3 separate regions of the Homo sapiens genome follow, and all the other regions are linked to region 3. Evidence: read pairs that join two places in POLR2A ChIA-PET (ENCODE). Cell type or tissue: MCF 10A. All regions are shown on one strand.

Region 1 (8,000 bases), 170 kb after region 3:
CAGAACAGTTAAGATTAATGATCCCTCATTATAGGGTGCCATTCAGACATAGGAGTTAAAAAAAAAAAAAGCAAACCAGAACCACACACTGCAGCAGCTCCCCAGTTGCAAGCACACTGAAATAACAGAGGCCTGCCTTCACGGGAAGAGGATTAGTTCTACTGTGACCTGTTTATATAAAAACAATGTTGTGGGTAGCAAGATTACTAGAAATGACTTCTTGGATTATAAAGGACAATTATGATAGCTTAGGCCACTAGCTTTCAGTACATTCCATCTGGTACGTTACAAATTAGCTCATTATTCTGCTGTTCTTACGAATGTGTTAGTCTGCAAACATATCATTGTCACAAATTAGTCACCTAGTGTTTCTCTGAAAGTGATTTAATATAAGCACACCCACATCATAGGATGGAACAGTAAAATGGGTCCTTGCTAGATCCTCCAAACAGAATTCAGCATAAAGCACAATTCAATTTCCAAAGGTTTTTGGCACATACATCATCTTCTGATTTTCTAAGATGAAATGTGATTGTTGCCCTGGATATTGGTAATACATTGTAATATTAGAAACCTCTTGGGTCTCCCCATGAACTCTAGAGATCCAAGCCTACTGAGAAATGATGGGTCCACAAATTGAGCATAGCTTTTATTTGTTTTTATTTACATTTGTTATCGCAGGTGCTATCACAACTGTTGTTTCAATAATAGCAATTTCAATTTGAAAATTAACTTAAAGATCTTATTTTGAAGTGTGTTTTGTAGCAGATGAGCTCACCCACCAGCTACTTGGAAAGAAGAAGAAAAGTGAGGAAACATAAACTTCCTCTGCTGTCTAACTGGATTACCTACTGAGACATCCCCTTGTGTGGGTTATAATAAATATTTATGGTAAACTTCTTAAGTTAAGATGCCTTTGGTTGCAAGTCTGGAGCCCCCAACTTAATGGCTTAACAAAAACAAATGAGGAAAATGTACTGTCTTATAACATGAATTTTCAAGGTAGGCTATTCCAGGGTAGGTTATTAAGAGGTTCAAACACATCACCCAGGTTCTGCTTTGCCATCTTAGCACTTTGTCCTTTTGCTCAGACTTACTCTCCTCATTTACACAGGATGGACAGTCATAGCCAGACACCAGGACCAAAGGCAGAAAATGCACCCTTTCATGCCTGAGCAAGAACTTGTGAAGATATATTTTTAAGAGAGAGAGAACTGAGTAGTGCCGTGAGTCCAACCCTACCCTCTCTTAAAGCGGGCTGCAGTTATCTAACTCACATTAAGCTCAAAGAGAGACCTGGCCTTCAGCCATTTGATGTCCTTCCCAAGAGGACCATCTGGGAAAGCCAGTTTGGCTCCAAGAGCAAGAGTTGGTAGGGATGGAACCACTAGAAAACCAAGGCCTTGATGGGGGTGCTGGTTAATCAGCAGCAATTGGAAAACAAGGCTCTTGCTTGAGTCAAAGGAGTTGCAGCCAGAGGACCCAGCAGGGATACCAATTATGAACCCACAAAAGTACCATGAGACAAAGAGGCAGCTTTCAACATCTGCCAGGTCTCCAACATGTGATGCCATCTTACGATGGCACTAATTCAGGAAAACAAAACAAAACTCTTTTCTTCCTTTCCTCACCACTTTCTGTGCCTTCCAATCCCAGAGGAGTCAATACCAACGGCTAGCCAGCCTGGATAGCCAAGGAAGGGGAAGAGCAACCCAGTCTCAATGCCACCCACTTACTCCACTGCACACAGAGACTCTGTGGTGGGCCCAGCTGGGAGAGGGGAGAAAATGTAAGTTCAATCAAGTTTAGAGTTTTGGGTTACAATTTGAAATGGACATTCTAATTTCTGGATAGAGTCTGAGATGATGGTTTAGCATGAATGCAAAGGTCTCTATTGCCTAACAGTACCCAGAAAAGTCATAAGATGTTCTTTATAAATAAAGTTTAAAGGGACAGTTTGAAAGCAAATAAAATGTGTTTTACACTTTGGGAGACCAAGGTGGGCGGATCACCTGAGGTCAGGAGTTCAAGACCAGCCTAGCCAACATGGTGAAACTCCATCTCTACTAAAAATAAAAAAAAAATAAATAAATAAATAAAAATAGCTGGGTGTGGTGGTGGTGCCTGTAATCCCAGCTCTTTGGGAGGCTAAGGTAGCAGAATCACTCAAACCTGGGAGGCAGAGGTTGCAGTGAGCCAAGATTGCGCCATTGCACTCCAGCCTGGGCAACAAGAGCTCAAAAAAAAAAAAAGAAAAAGCAAAAAACAGCATTTTGCTATCTACTACATGTCCTCATTTTCAGCAAATATGTTACAATATTGATATCCATTTACAAATATTTTTAACTACCTTGACAATACCATATCATATTTGTATCTTTCTTGCGTGCTTCCCCTTTCTTACTCTAATATTTGAGGGGAAAATTATTTATGCCTCCTAGCAAATATGCTTCTGATCTTTAAAACACCTCTGCTCCAGCAAATGGATCCCAAAAGAGATGTGCATTCAAGGTGTGGAAAACAGCAGGTCACTGGGGGGAATGGGAAAGTTAGGATTTTTATTTTTTATATTGCTAGAGACAGGGTTTCATTTTGTCACCCACTGCAGCCTTGAACTCCTGGGCTCAAAGGATCCTCTTGCCTCAGCCTTGCAAAGCACCGGGATTACATGTGTGAGCCACTGCACTGGCTGAAAATTAGTATTAATAGTAATGTCCTTCTGTCCTAGTCCACTGTTTCACTTTCCTTTTTCTTCACGGCTTCCTCCTTTAGACTCCCTTGGACTGGGAGTTTAGCACTATCACCTGCACACTAGACCTGCAGTCTATGAAGAGAGGCTGTCAGGGATTTGGGGCTATCACAGTTGCTCCTCCCAGAGCAAAAAATATTCAACCCTCCCACACACACAGGCAGCAGCCTCATCTCAAATGGACTGTGCCTCTAATCAGTGAGTGGTTATGGAAGACGAGGAGAAAAGTGCATTTATATTTTCATTAACTTTGTTCCTGCTTCCTGTAGCATTTTCATTTTGAAAATGAGTTGGGAATTTCAAACATCAATAAAACGTGCTGAGGATTCTGACAACAAAATCCTTTTTTGTCATGTGCTATGTTGCCCACTTCCTGCTTTTTATTTTTGCTCCAGTCCCTGTTTGATTGCTAATCTAAAGGGAAAGGGAGGGTCAGTGAGAAAAGAGGAGAAATCTTAAAAATGAATTTACTATTTGATCAGGTTTGCTACTTTATTTTGTGGAAAATTTTAAAGCTCTTTTGTGTCTTTATGTATTTTACAAATCTTGGAACTAAAAACAACAGATAAAATCACATTATATTCCCCATTGAATTATTTCCCACATTTCAAATGTGCTTCCCAGAGAGAAAAGTATAAGATACAGAGCTAGGCAATTCAGTTTCACATTAATAGTTTTGTGTCTCATCAGTTTGGGACGTGTATTGTTCATGTTTTGCTTTGTTGTGCCTATTAAGTGATTTATATAGTCTATTGCGATTTTTTTAGGAATGGAATATGCCAATTATAGAGAGAGGTAGGCGAGTTAAAAGTTTCAAGTGCTCAGCATTATAGATTCACCCTCGAGTCAGAATGTTAAAAACAGCAAGGAAGAGTGTGTAAAATGCTAGGTGAATGAGAGGGCATCTGTCCACAATGGGCAACTAGTATTTAATAACTAGCCTTGAATTTATTCTACACTTGAATGCAAAGATTATTCTACTTAATTATACTACAGTGACTTTGAAACTATTAATTATTCTAAATTATTGGGTTCTAGTTTAAATACATTTTTATATTTTTAAGCTTTCAAATGATTATTTGAAAAAATTTATCTGAATATCCTTTTTTTCCTAAAAAGGAATTCTGCCTTTTGAGTACTAAATTATTCTCTCTATAAATCTAAAAATATCACAGTATTTCTTTTTTTTCCAAAATCTCTCTCTCTCTCTCTTTCTCTCTCTCTCACCTCTCCTTATCTGAAACAAACTGACATTTAATGAAGAAAACTGTGAAAAGGGGTTCGAGAAAATGAGAAGCTAGTATTTTGATTGGAAGTGTAATAGATGTCAGTCAGAGAAAAAGAACAGTCTCCAGAACATCTAGATGTGGATGTAGATGTAGATACATTGTTAACGCCACTCTGTGCATTTTAATTTAAGCCACTTGATCATGTAACCATTAATTCAATGTCAAGTTCATTCATTGTAGCTATTCAATATTACAATATAGCATTAATTTTAAATGACTTTATTTCAGGAGGGAAGGAAATAATTTATGAATAGCAACATAAGGTTTCTTATATGATGACTCATCACAATGTTGATTGCAAAAAAAGAAGCTGACTCAGACTAGCTCCTGTAGAAAAGGGGGAACATAGTTACTATGAAGATACAGAAATTAACAGAAACAAGTATAGCAGGGCCTATTGGATTAGGAAAACTGAAATTAAGGCAGCTACTCTCTTTGGGGCCATACAATCACCGATTTCTTTTTGTCTCTGTGTTTCTGTTCTTTCCTGCCTTCTCCCTGTAATTGCCACTGTCTCTTTAGTTATCAGTTTGCACTGAACCCAAAATGGTAACTTCAGCCCCTGAGTCTACAGGACATTTTGGTTCAACCCCACCTTGAACTGATTAGAGTCTCAATTTCACTTAGGACATTTCACATTCCAAAGAGCAAATATTAATATTTGCTGCCTAGTAAATGAATCAGATGTCAGTGAGTCAAGTTATCATGCTTATTCCCATCAGATTTTATAATGGTGAAGTGTAGGAAAGGCAAGGTCTTTAGAAGGAAACATAGGCAGACATAAGTAATCATGTTTGGTATAGAGACTCATTTATTAAATATTTATGATAATAAAATACTTAACAAAGTCAATGTCAAGATAATAAGGACTCTGAGTCCTTATTATGCACCAGATACTATTCTAGGCATTAGAGGATATACCAAGGACAAAACAGACCAGAAAACCCCACTACCCCTAGAGCATGTACCCCACTACATGCTGATGATAATCTTTAGTCATCTATTTCAAAAATAACTTAAAAATGGAGTGGCAATGTCTCTGCGTAGTCAATTCAAGATGCCGAAATAAAAATACATGTATATGTGTCTTCCTTGTGTGTTTCTTTTTTTTTTTGTATTTCTCGTGTTGAACTTGCATGGTTTTCTAAATGAAATATTTTCATTTTTAATGTTTCATATATGTGTCTGTATATATATATGTAATATACATATGTTATAAATATATACAAATATATGTATTTGTAAATAACATAGTCATATTTGCTTTTATACCTAACTCTGTTAACTGCCAATGATGTGTAATTATATATGTGCATGGGTTAGAAGTGGTGGATGGGGCCTTTGGATTTTAAATGGCATTTTACCTGCAGCCTCTGATGCAGCCTCTTCCAGCTTCCTATTAAAGTGACTGAAAACACTGCAAAAATATATATATATATAATTTTTAAAAAGCACTAAAAACCAGTACTGGCAGAATATTAAAGAAGCGTTAAATTAGATTGACAATATATATGGTGGACCACACATTGTATTCCATTCTAAAAGTAGGAAGAATAATTTCTTAGTTTTACCTGGACCATACAATACATCTACTATGTCCTACTACTGTAGTAGTATATGCAGCGATATACTACTTAAGATTTTTAAAAAGAAATATACAAGCAGACCTAAAGGTGGATCAAAACTAAAGAGTTAAGAATAGAAACATCCAGAGGAATACCCTCTTGAGATCATCTACTGGTAAAAATTCATCACAAGAGTTTTAAAGAGAATAATAACTTTTGTAAGCCCCATCTGATTGAACTGCCTTCCCCAGTAAACCTGTGAGAGTGGAGAGGTTTGAGTATTTTCATGGTAATTTCTTTACCATGTGCCATCTGGCAAATAAAAGAGTTCTTTTCCAGGCAGTACTTTTTACCAAATTCAGAGGTCGGTGAAATATTCTTACAACAACATAAAAATCGGTGGTAAACCCACTATTCCTGGAGGGGAGGAAGACTGGAAAGAAGTATACTGACTTGTCTTTTGGGAATGGAATTATGGATGACTTGCTTCTTTCTTGTGTGTTTATTTTATTTTATTTTTGTATTTCCCATGTTGAACTTGCATGGTTTCCTAAATGAAATAATGTTTCCTCTTTAAAAAGAAACTTTAAATGATATTGAATCTAGTTAAAATGAAACTATGTGATAAGTTTCAGATTTTATAAATAGATTGTCAAAATATGTGTTAAACATTCTTGATAAAATTACATCTTTGCTTCAAGCAATTGTAAAGAAAATGGAATCTATTGACATTACAAATAGCAATTTTAGCATCCATAAATTTGAAATTGTATAAAAATTGTACATATTCTGGGTATAAAATGTTAATGCTTGTCATGTAACTTTGTAAAAACTTTATTTTTTAAAGCATTTTTAGGTTCACAGCAAAATTCACAGAAAGGTCCAGAGATATTCCATTTACTCCAACCCCCACACATGCATAGCCACCCCATTATCAATATCCCCCCCACAAAAGTGGTACATTTTTTTTTACAATTGAACCTACATTGATACATCATTATCTCTAAAACATATAGCTTACATTAGAATTTACTCTTAGTATTGTATATTCTATGGGTTTGCACAAATTTATATTGATGTATATCTTCCATTTTTGTATCATACGGATAATTCCAACATCTCTGGCATGTCTAGTTCTGATGCCTCTTCTGTCTCTTTAAACTGTGTTCTTTGCCTTTAACTATGCATTGTAATTTTTTCTTCATAGCTGGGCATGTACTGGATAAAAGGAACTCCTGTAAATAGGCCTTAAGTTATATGGGTGGGCCAGGCATGGTGGCTCATGCCTGGTAATCCCAGCACTTTGGGAGGTGGAAGCAGGTGGATCACCTGAGGTCAGGAGGTTGAGACCAGCATGGCCAATGTGGTAAAACCTCATCTCTACTGAAAACACGAAAATTAGCCAGTCATGGTGACACATACCTCTAATCCTAGCTACTGGGGAGGCTGAGGCAGGAGAATTGCTTGAACCCGGGAGGCGGAAGTTGCAGTGAGCCAAGATTGTGCCACTGCATTCCAGCCTGAGCTACAAGAACGAAACTCTGCCAAATAAATAAATAAATAAATAAATAAATAAATAAATAAATAAATAAAATAAAAAAGTTATGTGGGTGGTGGTGTGGTAAGGGGCAGTGGAGGGGAAGCTTTCTATCATTCCATAATTAGGTTTCAGACTTTTGGTGAGCCTGGGCCTCTGGATTGTGAATCTCCTAAGTGTTTTTCAGGTTTTTTTTTTCTTATACCATAGGTGAGAGAGAATGGCTAACGTGGGCTGGAATTGAGTATTTCCTTTCTCCTTGATGGTAGGCTAGAGTGGGCTGGAGTTGGGCATTTTTCTTTCCCCAGGTCAGTGAGGCTCTAATATAACAAAACAAAATGGAACAAAAAACCCCAGCAGGTTAGGCTCTGATTAACTAGTTTCTCCTCAGGAAGAACCAAGCTTCAGCAGATTTAAAGATGTGTACTTTTTCCCTTCTCTTGCTGGAAGCATGAGAGAATTTTTCTCCAATATTTACTGTGAGAACTTGGTAGCACTCCTGGAGGTAAAACACACAGAATTGTGGGGACCTCCCTATTACTGGGTTCCTCTGGAGTTTTTCAACTTTCAGACTTGCCTGCACTCAGCCTCTAACGATTTGTCAATTATAGTTGAGGTTTTTCTACCCCAGCACTGGTTCTCTTGGAGGTTTCTGCTCCGGTATGTTGTGATTCTCCATAGCCTACTGTCTATCTCACCAGTGGTTTGGGCAGCAGTTTGCCCTGTGACCTCACTTCTCTTATGGATCTAAGAAGAGTTGATTTTTCAGTTTGTTCAGCTTTTTTGTTGTTAGGACAGATTGGCAACTTCCAAGCTCCTTATGTGAGGAACTGAAAGCTGGATTATGTTACTTTTTTACT
Region 2 (8,000 bases), 57 kb after region 3:
GAATACTGGAGCTCAGCTTCTTTCCATAGTTGGGACCAAAAGCCTACTGGTGTTCTCAAGCACTCCATGCTCTGCCACAGGCCCCAGCCAAAACCATCTGTGGTCACATGCACATCCAACTCAAATGAGCACCCTTGGTCAACTACCCATAGGGCTTGTGCCTGCTGAATAGCCTATTTAGCTGCCAGGAAGTCAGTCTCAGCCACACTATCTTAATTCTAGGCAAGAGGAGCATTGCCGCTTCTAAATCTGCAAGAGAATCAGAGGTTAACATAATATTATCAATAAGACCATGACATATGATGGGGCTATGCATATATCCCTGCAGCAACACTATGAAAGTCCACTGTCACCTTCCCGTGAAGGCGAACTGTTCCTGGCTCTCTAGAGCAATGTTAATTGAAAATGCATTAATCAAGTCCACCACATAGTGGCACTGTCCAAATTCCATCATCAAGCGGTCCATCAAATCTGTAATAGATGGGATGGCTGTCAGGCCATGTAAAACATCCACCCCCAGAATATATCAGCGCTGGTGTTTACCAGTGCCAGCACTTGCTGTATGTTGGTGGAGGACCAGTGGATTGCTAATTTCACATGTGGCCTCTATTTGTCTGGTGTCCCCCCAGGCCAGGCACCTCAGCCAGTTCCCTAATCAAACAGAAAAAGCTCAACATTTCCACCTGGCTGCAGCAAGTAGTCTTTGAGTTGAAGCACCTGAGTGGGACCAGGTCATACAGCAATGTCCTCCTTCCCCTTCTGCATTTCCTGGAATTGCTGCTCTTGAGACAGTTATCTCCACAAAGTTAAGAGTACTTCATTGGGCTGCTTATCGATTTTCTCTCAGTCAACCCTGGCCAAAGTCAAATCTATCCACATCTGTGAGTGGGTCACTTGTTGGGGCCCCCTTTTCTTCCATGATGGGGAGGCTCTGCAGGTGGGGCATCTTCCCCTTTTTTACAGTGCAGACCCAGACCAAGCAGGGGTCTCTGGCTGAGATGACGGACCCAGGCCTGCATTCACAACAGCCTCTAACTCCCTTTCCAACCCTATGCCAGGCCTTCAGGCACCCCACCTGCACCTGGAGATCCCCATTCATGGCAGCCTCTAACTCTTTTTCTAAGCTGTGTAGCTGGGCCTCCAGGCACCCTGCCTGTGCCCAAAAGGCCCTTTCCTGCACTGCATCCCTCAGGGATTGGGAGTGTACTTCTTGTAGCACAGAAAAAATGCCCATCCAACTCTGCTGTCAAAGGCTCATTCCTTCTCGGTGCTCTGCACTTCCAGCTGCTTCAGTGCTTTCTCCGTGCTCGTGGGGTACCCATCTACTGCTGGCCAGGTTTCCAACAGAGTTCACCCTTGCAGCACAGCTGTGACCAGGTACCACAACCCATGTCGTGGCCACATTGCCAACCCAGAATCAGCAGGGACCAAAGGCTCGCCCACCTTGGGATCCTGTTCGTGATGCCAATTGTCAGGTTCTAACTGAGGTCTGAGGGGAGTCAGTGGGTGAGTGGTGGGTAGCTGGAAAAACACTAGAGGAATCATGCACAGTTTCAACGTGCCTTTACTGTCTGAGTGTGAGCCGTAGGTGCAAACCATAGGTACAGTGTCAGTCCGGTAGTTATACCTTTTACAGACAATAGTGGCTCTGAGCCAGTTACAAGCTCATGTGGGTGATCACCTAATGCGCCTTACGTGGTGTAGTTACATAATGTGCAGAATTGTGCACCTGCACTCCAAACTTGCTGAGTCATGCTGGACCTGATGTCTGCCTCAGCCTATTGACTGCAGCGCATACATTTTCCTTAAATCAGATTTTTAAAATTTTTGCCTGTCAGATGAGGTATGTCTGTCACTATTGTTTTAATTATTTTTTCCTAATTGCTAGCAAAGTTGCCTATCTTCTCAAATGTTCACTTATTGTTTTTTTTCCTGTGAGTTCTTGCATCCAGTTTGAACAGTACTATTTAACTTTGTTTTAATGCTGTCAAATTCCTAAAATAGTTGCTTATGTCACAGAAGTTCTAACCTCAGAATGATGATATCCATGCCAAAGCAGTTGAAATTTAAATTCTTAGATAAGTAACTTTAAATATTCCAGTGTTATAGTAAAACATTTATACTGGACTATTCACTCAAAAATTCTTTAAACAGTTGTCAACCTTATTTATTTCATTATAATAATTGTAACTTTAAATGTGAGATATGATAACCACATCTCTGAAATGTGACAACCTTGTCCACCAATGTTATTATGCCTGAAACATAAATCTTGGGCCCCTGCTCAGAACCTTTGCCTTCTAGTTTCAGTAATTATGAAATTAATTTTGTGTTTGGTGTTTTGCAAATTAAACTTACCCTATTAACCCTATAGCGTATATACATTATAGATATATTATTATAATTATTATATTTTTAAAAATAGCTTTATGCTCATTGGGCAGAATCTGTATCAGCACATTTTTTGGCAGAATAGATTCAGTAGACTAATAACTCTGTTATAAATCCCTGGTAGCAATGTTGGGTAAATTCAGTGGACTAATAAATCTGTTATAAATCCCTGGTAACAATGGTGGGGTTTTAATGAGTAACATAAAGAACTTAGAATAAAACAACTTAAATATATATATATATATATATATATATATATATATATGAATAATATTAACCTTTATTCTTATATTTGTATAATGTAGTTATCTGATTTGCAGAGGGAGAGAAAGAGACAGACAAATGGATAGACAGACAGAACGAGATCATTTAGACCATAAGGTTAGAAAAATATTATGAGACTATGGAAAGGTAATGAATATGGTAGAGAGAGATGGAGCTGAAGATTATAATTCTTTACTTATGGACTGCTCTAGGATAACTTTGTTTGATGTTATTTTAGCCTTCTGATATCAGTTTATATACTCTAAAACGAGTAGAAAAGAAGCATCAGTTTGTATAAATATTCTATTTAAATATTGTCAAAGCAGGTCCATGCATCAGAAGTCAAATTAAAACTCACTGGGGAAAACTTTGAAAAGGCCTGAAGGAAATGTACTTGATTTTTATAATGTAATTGGCAAAGGAAATTGTAGTCAAATATGAGAGCTAATGAAAGAGTGAATGGATAAGTAAAATCCACAAATAAGCACAAATGTCATTGGGCTGTTTCCCTTTCCTTACCAAAGAAAATTTCATGAGAGTTGCTAATGAATAAGATCTGAACATTATATAACCTTTATAAGCATTTTCCTCAACCATTTTTTTCTGGTTGAGATGTCAACAAGAAGTAATATATCATAATATACAAAAGAAGATGCATAGTGTATTAATAATATGCTACCAATTAAAAATCGCTGGAATAATTTGGCATTGGAAATGATGAAGGCATAAAGAGCAGATCTTGTATTAGACAAAAACTAGGAAGTTATAGTTAGGTTGTAGTAAATGATGAACAATCCATTTTGATTGTGATTCCCAACTAGCTTTTAGGCAGAGCCTCAACCACAGAAACTCAATCCTAGTGGATAAAAAATATGCAGACAATTTGAAGGGAGTGAAGAGAGCAGAAGAAAGTATGATGAAAGAATTGAAAGATTATGCAACAGAGGAGTATTTACAGCCTGGCTAGATAAATGAATGGATATATTATTTTTTTTAATTTTTTTAGCTAATTTACATTGTTAATTTTTATTTAACTATTATTTTTAAAAGAAGATAAATACTGCAGTGGAAAGAGACTTAAGGGATTATACTAAGGGCAATTATGAGAACTCTTGGGACAAAATAATGGTCTTATATCAACAAAAATTCCCTGGAAGTGTGATATGTCAGCTTGCAGAAAATTTTCCCAATGTAGTGATAAGAATTCTCTGAAGACATAGGCAGATTGAAAAGACATGAATAAGAAACAATGTGAGATACATTTCCATACTTACTGCAGAGGTAAAGCAGAATGGAATTTGTATCTTTTCCTCTGCAGGTCCTATTAGAGAAGACAATAGAGAACCCTCTAAGAGGTGATTGTCAAATTGGTTAATATGCTGTGGTTTGGAGTGCCTGCATTGTGAACAAGGGCACATTCATTCAACTTTCCACATCTTCCTTTCCCTGTAAAATGTACATGGAGTTATGGTACCTTATTAGGCTATTGTTAGTATCACATATAAAACCATGTAAAATTCCTACCGTATGCCTGGTTCAGTCAGTGCTCCTCAGGTGGTAGCTATTGGTTAACCCTATTCTTTATAACATAATTGAAATTAGGTTATATGACTTTTAAATATCCAAACAGTCAGAATAGAAATATTGATGAGAAATTTTGCTTCATCTCAAAAACAGTGTTAGAACTACACCAATGGAGTATTTTTCTCCTAAAAGGTTAATCAGGATATGACATTTATAGGATTTACAATCACAATCCTGATAACTGTGAAATATAATATCAGACTGTTTCTTACTATTTTATTTTTAACATTGACATTAAGTTAAATAATATATTTTGTTACTGTAGCCTAGGATTTTATTTTCCCTGTTATGAGAACAAGGATAATTATTTTACAAATGAAATTTTAAGGGATTAGAGTGCCATAGACATGCTCATTGCATTATTAATGTGCAGAATACTGGAGTTCTGCCATCTTCATGAATCCCCACATTACATTTTGGATAAAGAATAAGTTCTGTATATAAATGTAGGCTTCAGAAGCTTTTGTTGATTCTTTCACCATATTTTATACAAAGGCTTTCTTGCTTTCCTGCCTCTCATGCTAAGTACAGGCCCTTCCTGTACTTTCGGCTAAACGAGATGGCCTTTCATGTATAAAACTCAGCTGAAAAATTGACTTCTTCATAAAACCATTCCTGTTTCATCCCTGACTCAAGGTCCTGACTTGAATTCTTCCGACTTCCCTGGGCACTGAGCCAGCATAGTTCTGGTTCGTTGTATAATTGTTTATATCCTTGTAGCATATTCAGATGCACATAGTCACCATGTCTCACCCAGAATCAGAATCTCTCAAGGAAAGAAAGCATGTCCTCTCTTTCCCTAATAATCCCCAAAGCTCTCAATACCATGCTGTGCCCACAGAAGGGAATCAGTTAAATCTGCTGCAATTGATTGGAAACTTCTTTTCCCCCAGATTTTCCTTAGGTGGTCTCCTGCAGAGTTCTGTCTAAAGTAATGGAGACTTGGGATTTGTATTCTCATTATGCTAATGGTTATTACTTCCTTTATTTTTGAAAACTGGTTGTAGGATCTAAGCTAACCATGCTATTTTCTGCATACCACCCAGCGATTCTCATTTAGCAACTGCCTTCAAATCGTCTACTCCCTTTGGTCTCCTCCTCCCCTCAGTAGGAGAAGGATGAGAGGAAGTTGGAATATTTACACTGAGATGAGATCCTTGAGCACTTGAGCCCTGAGGCTGCCTCTGGACTAACGTTTCTGTTCAGCTGTCCCCAGGTTTTTCAACAAGAGCTGTCAGAAACAAGTTTGTGACTAAAGAGCAGCTTCATCTGTAACTTCTGTTTCTTGCTACTCCCTGCTGTGTTTCTGGCTATCTGGAAGCTTCTCAGCAGGGTAGCAAGTTGTTGGCGCCACTAACACCTTTCCTCTTTCAAATTCATATTCTTCCTTGGGAGGTGAGTTTGCATTTCAGAAAATTCTATTTTAGTGAAACCACCCAGGAATCAGTGTCAGTTGGCTTTCAGCTGTGAAATAACTGCAGAGACTTTGTTACAGCTAAGGGGGTGCGATTCTTTTGGAGAGTTTAGATTTTCTGTTTATAGAGAAGAGTTCTTAGGAATTTTATGCTTAGCTGAAAGTATTAAACACTTTTCCTTATTTCCTCAACATGAATTCTTTTTCCCGGGGCTGCAGGGGAAAGGGCTCTGATCCTGGTTCAGTCTCTAGCTTGATCATTTTAGTCGAGTTCCTTTACTTCCATGCAACTCTGTTTCCTCAAGTATAAAACTATTAGTTGAGTGGGTAGAAGAAGTAGATGATCTTTAAAGCACTTTTTAAGTCTAAAATGTTATGATTCTGCTATCAAATTCACAGCTTCTCAACATCAGATAAGGGTTGGCATGAGTGTTGCTGAAAATATATTTGGGTTGGAGGAAGGGATATCCTCGATTAAAAAAAAAAAAAAAGCCAGATGAGAAATTAAGACTTTTCAGCCAATGCTATTGACATAAACTCAGGGTGACTTTCACGTCCTAAGTAGAAGTGGAACGTTCATTAATTAAAGCTTAGGTAATACCTCTTTATCAAAATTAATAATTTATGTTCAAATTAATCATCATGAATTGACATAGCTAATTTGACCCTTCATGGTTATCAGAGTCTTTTTGGTGAATATCATAGTCTACATTAATTGAAAGAGGATAAGGTACATAGGTGTCCTCTCCCACAACTAAGCCATCATGTCTAATGTAGTAATGAAAGCAGATTTTGGACTGAATTTTGTTGACTGGCAAGCTTTTGTTACCAAGGAGCCACAACTATCATAAAGCCTATTCTCATAAGCTCCATAGACTCCCAGCTTTCTGTCCCTTAGACATTGTGATAAGCGTCTTACATGGAAGATCATTTTTTATTATGTCTGTTTGATTCTTCTCTCTTTCTTCCTTATTAGTCTAGCTAGTAGTCTATCTATTAATTTTTTCAAAAAATCAGCTCCTGTATTCCTTGATTTTTCAAAGGGCTTTTCATGTCTATCTCCTTCAGTTCTGTTCTGGATCTTGTCTTCTACTAGCTGTGGGGTTTGTTTGAGAGGACATGAACAGACACTTCTCAAAAGAAGACATTCATGCAGCCAACAAACATGAAAAAAAAGCTCAACATCACTGATCATTTGAGAAATGCAAATCAAAACCACAATGAGATACCATCTCACACCAGTCAGAATGGCCATTATTAAATAGTCAAGAAACAACAGATGCTGGTGAGGTTGTGGAGAAGTAGGAACGCTTTTACACTGCTGGTGGGAATGTAAATTAGTTCAACCATTATGGAAGACTGTATGGCGATTCCTCAAAGATCTAGAACCAGAAATAGGATTTGACCCAACAATCACATTACTGAGTATATACTCAAAGGAATATAAATCATTCTGTTACAAAGATACATACACAGGTATGTTCATTACAGCACTATTCACAATAGCAAGGCATGGAATCAACCCAAATGCCCATCAATGATAGACTGGTTGAAGAAAATGTGGTACATACACACCATGGGATACCATGCAGCCATAAAAAGGAATGAGATAATGTCCTTTGCAGGGACGTGGATGAATGTTCTCACTTATAAATGGGAGCTGAACAATGAGATCACATGGACACAGGGAGGGGAACAACACACACTGGGGCCTGTCAGGGAGTGGGGTTTAGTGAGGGAAAGTATTAGGAAAAGTAGCTAATGCATGCTGGTCTTAATACCTAGGTGATGGGTTGATAGGTTCAGCAACCACTGTGGCACACATCTACCTATGTAACAAACCTGTGCATCCCGTGCATGTACCCCAGAACCAAAAACAAAAAAAATAAAAACCTAAAAAAAATCTTATTTCAAAAACAGGCTATGGGCTAGATGTGGCCTGAGGGCCATAGTTTGTTAAGGCCTGGGACTAGACCAACATATGCATGTGACCATCTTGTGGATGAGTTTCCACAAGACTGAGAGCTCCATAAAGGCAGAGACTGTATTTTCTCATTTTTTATTCCCCTCAGTGCCAAGAAAAACAGTAATTCAATAAATGTTTGTTGCATTAAAGAATTTATTCACGAAGAGTTATAAAAATCAATCCACTGTTTTTCCATTTGCTATCTCTGAACATGTACTATGTCATTTTTACTTGAAGATATTTATATTGAAATCTCTGGTTAGTGATGTCTCACTTCTGTGTACAGCTAAGAAGACGTACAGTTTTTAAAATAATGTTACTAACTGTAACAAAAACTATTTTATCAAGAAATATAAAAGAAATTCTTTAACAAGGTTGAGA
Region 3 (8,000 bases):
AATGGCAAAAACTGTAATTACTTTTGCACCAACCAAATACACTGAAATCCTTTAACATACACCAAAGCAATGGGAGATCTGCAGAATGCTTTTGTCCATGTTTAACCATAATGATCAATGCATTTTGAATAGAATATTGTTATATCTACTATTTAGCTTAATTGTGATCATTAACAAAGTGCCCAGACTCTCTGAACATTCTACATGGCATACTATTTGTGAGAAGATCAGCATGTAAATAGTTTACTCTTTGTAAGCTCTTCTACAAGGTGGCTAAAAGCAAGAACTAGAACCCAGAGTCCCTTGCATTCAATGAATTTCCCTATTATTGCCCATATCATTCTTTCTTTTCTTTCTTTCTTTCTTTCTTTCTTTCTTTCTTTCTTTCTTTCTTTCTTTCTTCTCTCTCTCTCTCTCTTTCTTTCTTTCTTTCTTTCTTTCTTTCTTTCTTTCTTTCTTTCTTTCTTTTTCTTTTTCTTTCTTTCCTTCTTTTTGAGATGGAGTCTCGCTCTGTCGCCCATATCATTTTTAGTATAATCTCTTCCTTTACTTGGTCACTAAGAATCACTTTTCTCTACTTAGAGCCAGACATTTAAATATCTCCAGCCTCCAAGATCTCGTCTGGGTACTTGGGCTGCACTTTTTCATGTCAATCATTTTGCACTTGTCATCTATCCTATTAGGCTATAAGCTCCCCAAGGGCAGATATAGAGACATAGTATCAAGCTAACCTTTTTATTTATTTATTTATTTATTTATTTATTTATTTTGAGGCTGGGTCTCGCTCTGTCATGCAGTCTGGAGTGCAGTGGCATGATCATGGCTCAATGCTGCCTCAACCTCCCAGGCTCAAGCAATCCTCCCATCTCAGCCTCCTGAGTAGCCTGGGACTGCAGACGCATGCCACCACACTCAGCTATTTTTTAATGTTTTATAGAGACGGGGTCTTGCTATGTTACCCAGGCTAGTCTTGAATTCCTGAGCTCAAGTGATCTTCCTGCATTGGCCTCCCAAAGTGATGAGATTACAGGTGTGAGCCACCACACCTGGCCAAGCTAATCTTTAAATATCCTAGAGCACCCATTATAGTGTCTGGCAAAAAATAAATGCCCATAAATGTTTGTTGAATGGAACTGAGTCTTCAGAAACTAGAGATTTTTTCTAAAATATTTTTTTTTGCCATTTCAGTTTAATACATATTAGTTTTTCTCACTTATCCTATCATCTGAATTTTTTATTTCTTTGAACCTGAACAGGCTTTGTGTCTACAGACTGCTGAGCCTTTAATTTTGTTGTCGTTTGTTTTGTTTTGTTTTGCACAAAACTAAAAACATGTACAAATACATTTTTAATTGCATTTGTTCATTCTAGTTTTTACTCGTAAAGTGCACTTCTTTCTTTTCTTTCTTTCCATTAATTTCTGAACCTTCCCTTCTTAAACTTTACCCAGAGTTTTCTCATCATATACGCATTTCATTTTCATTGTACTTTTCTGCATCTGACTATTTCATTTTCCAGTTGTTCTGGTATGTTTTTCTAAGTATTGTCCAATCCTTTCCATTAAGTTACAAGCTCCTTGAGGGCAAGCATTGCACACCTGTTTTGCACAACTTCTAAGGCCGTTCAGTCCCTCAGCCCACTGTATAGAAATATAGTATATATATAGACAATACACACACACATGCACACACATACCTTGCCACTTAATGATGTAAAGTGACAAAAACTTTTATATTGGTAAAAATTATGAGAATAAGAATAATCATATCCTGATTCTTCAAATTCAAATATTTGTCTAACATTTTTTGATGAAGTCATAGCACTTATGTGTCATTGAATTGTTGTGGGCATGCTAACAGGAAAGATGGACCAAGTGGTTGACCCTGTCCTTCTGTGAATAGAACCTCAGAGTACACTTTTCTGTAAACATTTAAAAGACAAGGAATTGGAACTTAAAATGGAGCAACCAGGGGGGCAGGGAAACAGAATAAACTTTTAAAATTGACCTAATAGTAATCATAGGAAACAAAAAGAATCATTCCAGTCTCCATTTTTTTTTTTCTGGATGCATTTTGTAGCTCCCTAAGTTATTGGGTTTTTAAGAAACATAAAATATTCCTAGATCGTTAGAGATGTGATTTGATTTCAATCCCACATGGTCTGTAGCATCACTAAGCTACTGGGAACTTCCCTATGCAAAGGTTTGAGTTTCTTTCCAATGCTGTTTAATGTCTGCACTTCTAGTGTCCACATAAATGAGATTTAACAGGCTTTACTTCATACTTTCTTGTTACAACATTTTTACTTTTTTTCCAATTGCAAAATTATTTCTTTTAAGCTCTCTGAATAAGTTTGTTGAAGCTCTATTCATCACACATAAAAATCTTACATTAAAAGGCAATAAAGGAAATCACGAAAAGCTAGATGTATTCCACCCTCTTATAGTTGAATACATAAAATTGTATATATCACAAATAGTAATTGAAACTACTCTTATGAAAACTATCTGTCCTTCTGGAGGGGCATTAGTTTAAATGCAAAGAGAAAACATATCATTTGTGAGTCTAAATAGTGTTGTTAGTTCTTTGAAAGGGCCCTAATTAATAAGGTTGTAGAACACAACTGCAACCTGTAAAGCGTTCCATGTGTAGTATTTTGAAACCTTTTGTTTGTTTGGGTTCTAACTAGAGACAGAGGGAGAAAAAGTCAATTTCATTCTCATGGGATTTGTCTTATGTGGTTCATCAGATTGAGTTTAGTAAGCAGGGAAGTATTTCTCCTTGTGTAGCTAGTGCTTGTTTATTCTTCCCTTATTAAAAAAAAAAGAGAGAAAAAAACAAAGGATTGGCATTTTTCTTTTATGAACGTGGACTGTAGGGAGATAAATAGCCCTGCGGGAGAGGAAGGTCAAGTTCAAAGTTTTTCTTTCCTTTGGATTCAGGAATAAGCAAATGGAAAGACTAGCCAAACAACCCAGCAGCAGGCATCTGATGGTTAAGCCCTCCCCCCAGGACTTTTTATGTACATAAGCAGCAGAAGTCACTCGCGCAGCTGCGGCGCATTAGTTCCAATAGTTTAACAGGCTGCTTTGTAGCACGGACAAAGCCGTGCGAGCGCGGTGCTTTCCCTCCTTGTTCATTTGCTATGCGAGCTTGTCAGTGATCTTTGGCAGGGGCTTGGGAGAGGAGGGGTGACGTTTAATACGCTTCCGCGGAGGAGTGCGCTCGCCTCCTCTGCACCCAGCCCCAGGCTCTACAGAGAGACTGAGGCAGGCGACTGAATGCACTAACAGCAGCAGGCTCAGACCTGCTTCCCTGGACATTTCCGGGACCGTGAGCGAGGGAACCACGTTGCCCTGGATTCTTGCCAGCTGTACAAAGTTGACCAGGAAAATGGCTCAGCAGACAAGCCCGGACACTTTAACAGTACCTGAAGTGGATAATCCGCATTGTCCAAACCCGTGGCTGAACGAAGACCTTGTGAAATCCTTGCGAGAAAACCTGTTGCAGCATGAGAAGTCCAAGACAGCGAGGAAATCGGTTTCTCCCAAGCTCTCTCCAGTGATCTCTCCGAGAAATTCCCCCAGGCTTCTGCGCAGAATGCTTCTCAGCAGCAACATCCCCAAACAGCGGCGTTTCACGGTGGCACATACATGGTAAGGTTTGCGCAGACCTCGCAGAAATGGTGGCCGTTTCCCTTCAGGGAGTCCTGCTCTCGCGCCTTTAATTTTGGGGGTAGGGAGGGAGGACCATCATCATTCCTCACCGGGGATTTATGGCCAAGTGATCTCCCTTAACCATAAATCCCACAAATGTCCAAGTCAGGGCAAGAATCCTGGAGACTGGTACTAGGAGTGGTTGAGGTGGGTGGTTCTCAAAGTTCAATTCCTATTGCAAGTTCCTACAAGAAAATTGGATGCCAGATGTCAAATAAGAATGCAGTTTTATTCCCATACGTACGTAGTGGCGTTTCTTTGATTCCTTAAACCAATTTCCCTGCCAGCTTCCCCAACAGCTGAGGAAAGAAAGGACCAGAAATGAGGGGAGGAAAATCATAGTTTGCTCTGTTTTCTGCATGATCCCCACTTGGACAGAGACACATACAGTGTGTGTGTAATGGTGGTGTGTCTTCATAAAGCCCTTCCTCACTCCTGACTTTGATATACAGTATTCATAATCTTAAACATGCCTTTCCAAAGGAAAGAAGAAAGGGATTAGGAATTCTACGCAGAAAGTTGCAGGCTGGTACTTGGTAGTATTGTTGTGTTCTTTGAATTTGGATTGTTAGAACATTTTGCCAATCTTTTTATTTTCTTTGTGAATATTTTTATCTTCTTTATAATGGGTGAATTTGTTTCATGCATATGCTTCCATGTATTTTTCTGGAGGATTCCTCATCTTTTCCTGCTCTTGGAAAAAAAAAAAAGAAGAAAAACCCAAATATTAAAACAGACCATCATGTGAGCTTATTTGGAGTATTTGGAGTTTCTGCCTGAGTAGAGGCCATTCCAAACTCTGATCAGTGAGTCCAAGTACTAGGGTCTATGTTACACACTTAGATAATTTCAGGTAGTAGTAGGTTCTATACATTACATCTACATTTTGATAAGATGAGTATAAATTATGATAAAGAAAACATAACAAAAAAGAATGAGTGTGTTAGTTGAGAAACTGTATGACTAAATAATTTTTTACAGTTTTGCCATAACTAACTAAACAGTATGTACGTTAGCAATGGGAGGGAAAAAAAAAGCAGAAACAAGGCTTTTAGGAGGAAAGCAGCAAAAAGTAAAAGGAATTAAAACCTAAACCAGTGACAAGACCGTGCTCAGGAATGCATTGATGTTATAGATGAAAGTCAATGACAAAGGAAATAAAAGCCATGTCACACCCAAAGACATGACCAACCTCAAAAATTTGGTTTTAAGTAGCTAGATCTCTGACTGGGAAAGTGTTATTGTCCCCAGGATTTTAACACCTAGATGGCATTTCTGAGTTTGGTAGATGTAATGGCCATAAGAGGAGTGAGACAAACATTGACTTTTTCTGTCTTAAAGCAGTTATTGGGAAATGATGGCTTCTCTTTGAGGAAGATTTTCTTTTTGGAAAAAATTGTGAGCAACAAACAGTGAATAAAAGAAAGGCATGAATAAACACTGGGAGATGCACTGAAGGAGAAGGTTGGCTCAAGGCCAGGCATCGGGTGCCAGAGCAGGAGAGCTGGCATGAGTTCCTACGGAGCCAGGACCAGAATTTCCGTGTCCAGTGTCCCTTTTGGTTGCGCTGCTTTATCACTGCAGTTCCTAAATTGCACCCATTGCTGAATGAGTGGCCCTCAACTCAGCTGTTTGATTTCAGTCTGAGTGGAGCAACCTAGAGTTCAGCTGGAGGTTATCTGAACTATTTAGACATGTCGGGATGTAAGGAAGGCAGGAAATCCCATGAAAATAGGCTTTCTTCTGACATTTCTGGCACTTCCTTTTCTGGTGCTGTTTGGAAAAACTTCATGAGCACAATTTCTATCAATATTTCATTTTAGTGTATCAGGTCACAGCCCAGTAAGAAAAGCATAAAGAGAGCAATGGAAACCAGAAATAAAAATCATGGTATCGATTTTCAGTAACTCAGAAGGAAGCAGTTTCCCCTATGGACTAAAACTATCAGGCAAGGGAGTTGGAAAGAGTATCTCAAGTTTTCCATATTGGTTGAATGAGCCCCAAGACGTTCATAATATCCACAGGCATCTTTTGACAAAAATCTCATTTGTGCTTTCACAGTTTGTGCTAAGCACTATGGAGAATTTTGAAAATATGTTTCAAATTGTTCTGACATAAATATAAATATATTTGTATCTAATTTGTTGCTAGTACAGTGTTCTGCCTCACAGTTTCCTGCTCCTGGTATTCCCCTCCATTCGCTATGCATACACTTAATACCTACTGAGTCTAACATGTTTATTCTGTACCTAATTATTACAAAGTTGAGCAAGAACCATTTGTTGGTTTCCAATAATTTATACCATGGTAGAATAAATCAATAATATTGGAAGACATCTGTTTTAGCTAAGATAATCTTGCTGTTCTACAAAATAGTCTCCAAATCTCATTGGATTGACACAGTGAATTTTTATTTCTTGCTTCTGCTTTTTGTGGGGAGGCAGCCTGCCCTAGCCACTGGGTGCCTCAGGGACCTGGAATTCTACCATCCTGTGGTTCCATTATTTGCAACATGTGATTCCCAAGGTTGCCAGGCTCAGATGAATCAGGAGAAAGACCATGAAAGAGGATGGTATGTGTGAACTTTTATGAGACAGGCCGGGAAGTGCACATGTCACTTATACTCGTTTTCTTCTGGCTGGAACTCAGTTCTATGGCCACATCTAACTGCAAAGGAGGCTGGGAAACATAGCTCTGTTCCAAGGCATAAGGTAAAGTGCTGGTGGCTAATCTATCTTGGTTATATAGTATGTTAAGGGCTATCTGATTTACCCTCTATGCCATGGTTGAATTCTTAGAATAACATCTGTAATAACATATGCCATTGTTGAATTCTTAGAATAACATCTGTAATAACAAGTCCTTGAACCTCTCGTCAAACCTCCTTGATGAAGATTATACAGAAGCACTTCTGTTGTTTGATAGGGCTGTTGATTGGAAAGACCTTGCTTCTAAACAGTAGAAGTCTCCTTCCCTGCAACTATCATCCATGGATCCAAGATCTGCTTTGGGAATCCTACAACTTGAATTTTTGCTCCCTTCCATTATGAAGCCCTAAGGCAAGTGGCTTGGAGTAACCCACCAGAGAACCAGGGCCCTATTCATTCATTTTGGTATACCCATGCTTGGCATGATGGCTGGTCAATGGTGGAAGCTTAATAAATGTCTGCTAAACAAATTCATTAATCAATATTTTAGTGTTCTCATGCTCTTAAAAAAGACTTCTCTTGGGCTAAGCATGGTGGCTCATGCCTATAATCCTAGCACTTTGGGAGGCTGAGGAGGGCGGAGTCCCTGAGCTCAGGAGTTTGAGACCAGCCTGGGCAACATGGCGAAACACCGTCTCTACTAAAAATACAAAAAATTAGCCAGGCATGGTGATGTGTGCCTGTAATCCCAGCTCCACAGGAGGCTGAGGCACGAGAATCACTTGAACTCAGGAGGCGGAGGTTGCAGTGAGCCATGATTGTGCCACTGCACTCCAGCCTGGGTGACAGAGCAAGACTCTGTCACCAAAAAAAAAAAAAAAAAAAAAGGGACTTCTCTTTTCTTAAGTAAACATCCTGTTATTTCATTTCTATATGCTATATTTACCAGGTAGTTTTTATCTAGACTTCTCTTGGGTTTTCATGATCCATTTAAAGAATAGCTACTGAATTGACAGCATACTCTAGGTGCTATGTCACTCAGCACCAAAGCAGTTAGAAAAGAGACTAAACTTAAATTCTTACTTTGCATTTAGTAATTGTGTGACTTTGGTCAAGTTACTTAACGTGTGCTTCAGTTTCCCCGTTAGTCAGTTTTCTGGGAATAGTATCTATTGGGGGTTGTGGTTTAATTAAGTACAATTATGTATAAATTAAGTGGTTTCACAGGGCTGGACCCTTAGTGGGTGTCATTATAAGCTAGTATTTTTTTTATTATGTACTCTGTGCCCATTATTCCAGCCTTGGTCTGCATGAACCTTTAGGATCATGTTTAAATTTCTAGATGATTACTCTGTCAGTCATTTGTGGATGAATTAGAGTGAAGAGACAAGAGTTGAAAGAAACGAGTGTATGTCAGTTTTATTACTGTAGGAAAGGAGAAGGCAGAAATGAGAGATACTACTGAGGCAGAACTGTGGGGTTTGGTGTCTCTTCTCTGCCCACTGCAAAAATACATCTTTCAAATTCCTGGTTTTCCTAAAAGGTTCCTCCAGTTCTCCCAACTGGAAGTAATCCGTTCCTTCCTTCAAGGAACAGATTTCTATTGCGCCTCTTGTCTCTGATACTCTCAATGCTTA

The links. Peaks named below come from ENCODE experiments on the same cell type or tissue, not always from the same donor. Only the 100,000 strongest peaks of a DNase experiment are listed, where the experiment ranks them.
Region 1: POLR2A ChIA-PET joins it to region 3 with 5 read pairs; 2 of 35 experiments call an interaction of 5 or more read pairs at or near these places.
Region 2: POLR2A ChIA-PET joins it to region 3 with 5 read pairs; 4 of 35 experiments call an interaction of 5 or more read pairs at or near these places.

The regions. Positions count from the first base shown.
Region 1 is chr5:59,593,489-59,601,488 of GRCh38, reverse strand. All of the region lies in intron 1 of PDE4D (phosphodiesterase 4D), which reads left to right. Among named protein-coding and RNA genes, the nearest start is that of MIR582, 110 kb to the left of the region's middle. In MCF 10A, no CTCF peak of the experiment used is centred here; a DNase peak (open chromatin) is centred at 4,338.
Region 2 is chr5:59,707,050-59,715,049 of GRCh38, reverse strand. All of the region lies in intron 1 of PDE4D (phosphodiesterase 4D), which reads left to right. Among named protein-coding and RNA genes, the nearest start is that of MIR582, 7.3 kb to the right of the region's middle. RefSeq lists silencers at 1,641-1,841, 4,793-5,087 and an enhancer at 5,216-5,948. In MCF 10A, no CTCF peak of the experiment used is centred here; a DNase peak (open chromatin) is centred at 4,919.
Region 3 is chr5:59,763,902-59,771,901 of GRCh38, reverse strand. The region is part of intron 1 of PDE4D (phosphodiesterase 4D); the gene reads left to right. Among named protein-coding and RNA genes, the nearest start is that of MIR582, 64 kb to the right of the region's middle. RefSeq lists enhancers at 2,760-3,275, 2,961-4,160. In MCF 10A, no CTCF peak of the experiment used is centred here; DNase peaks (open chromatin) are centred at 3,241, 3,871 and 5,191.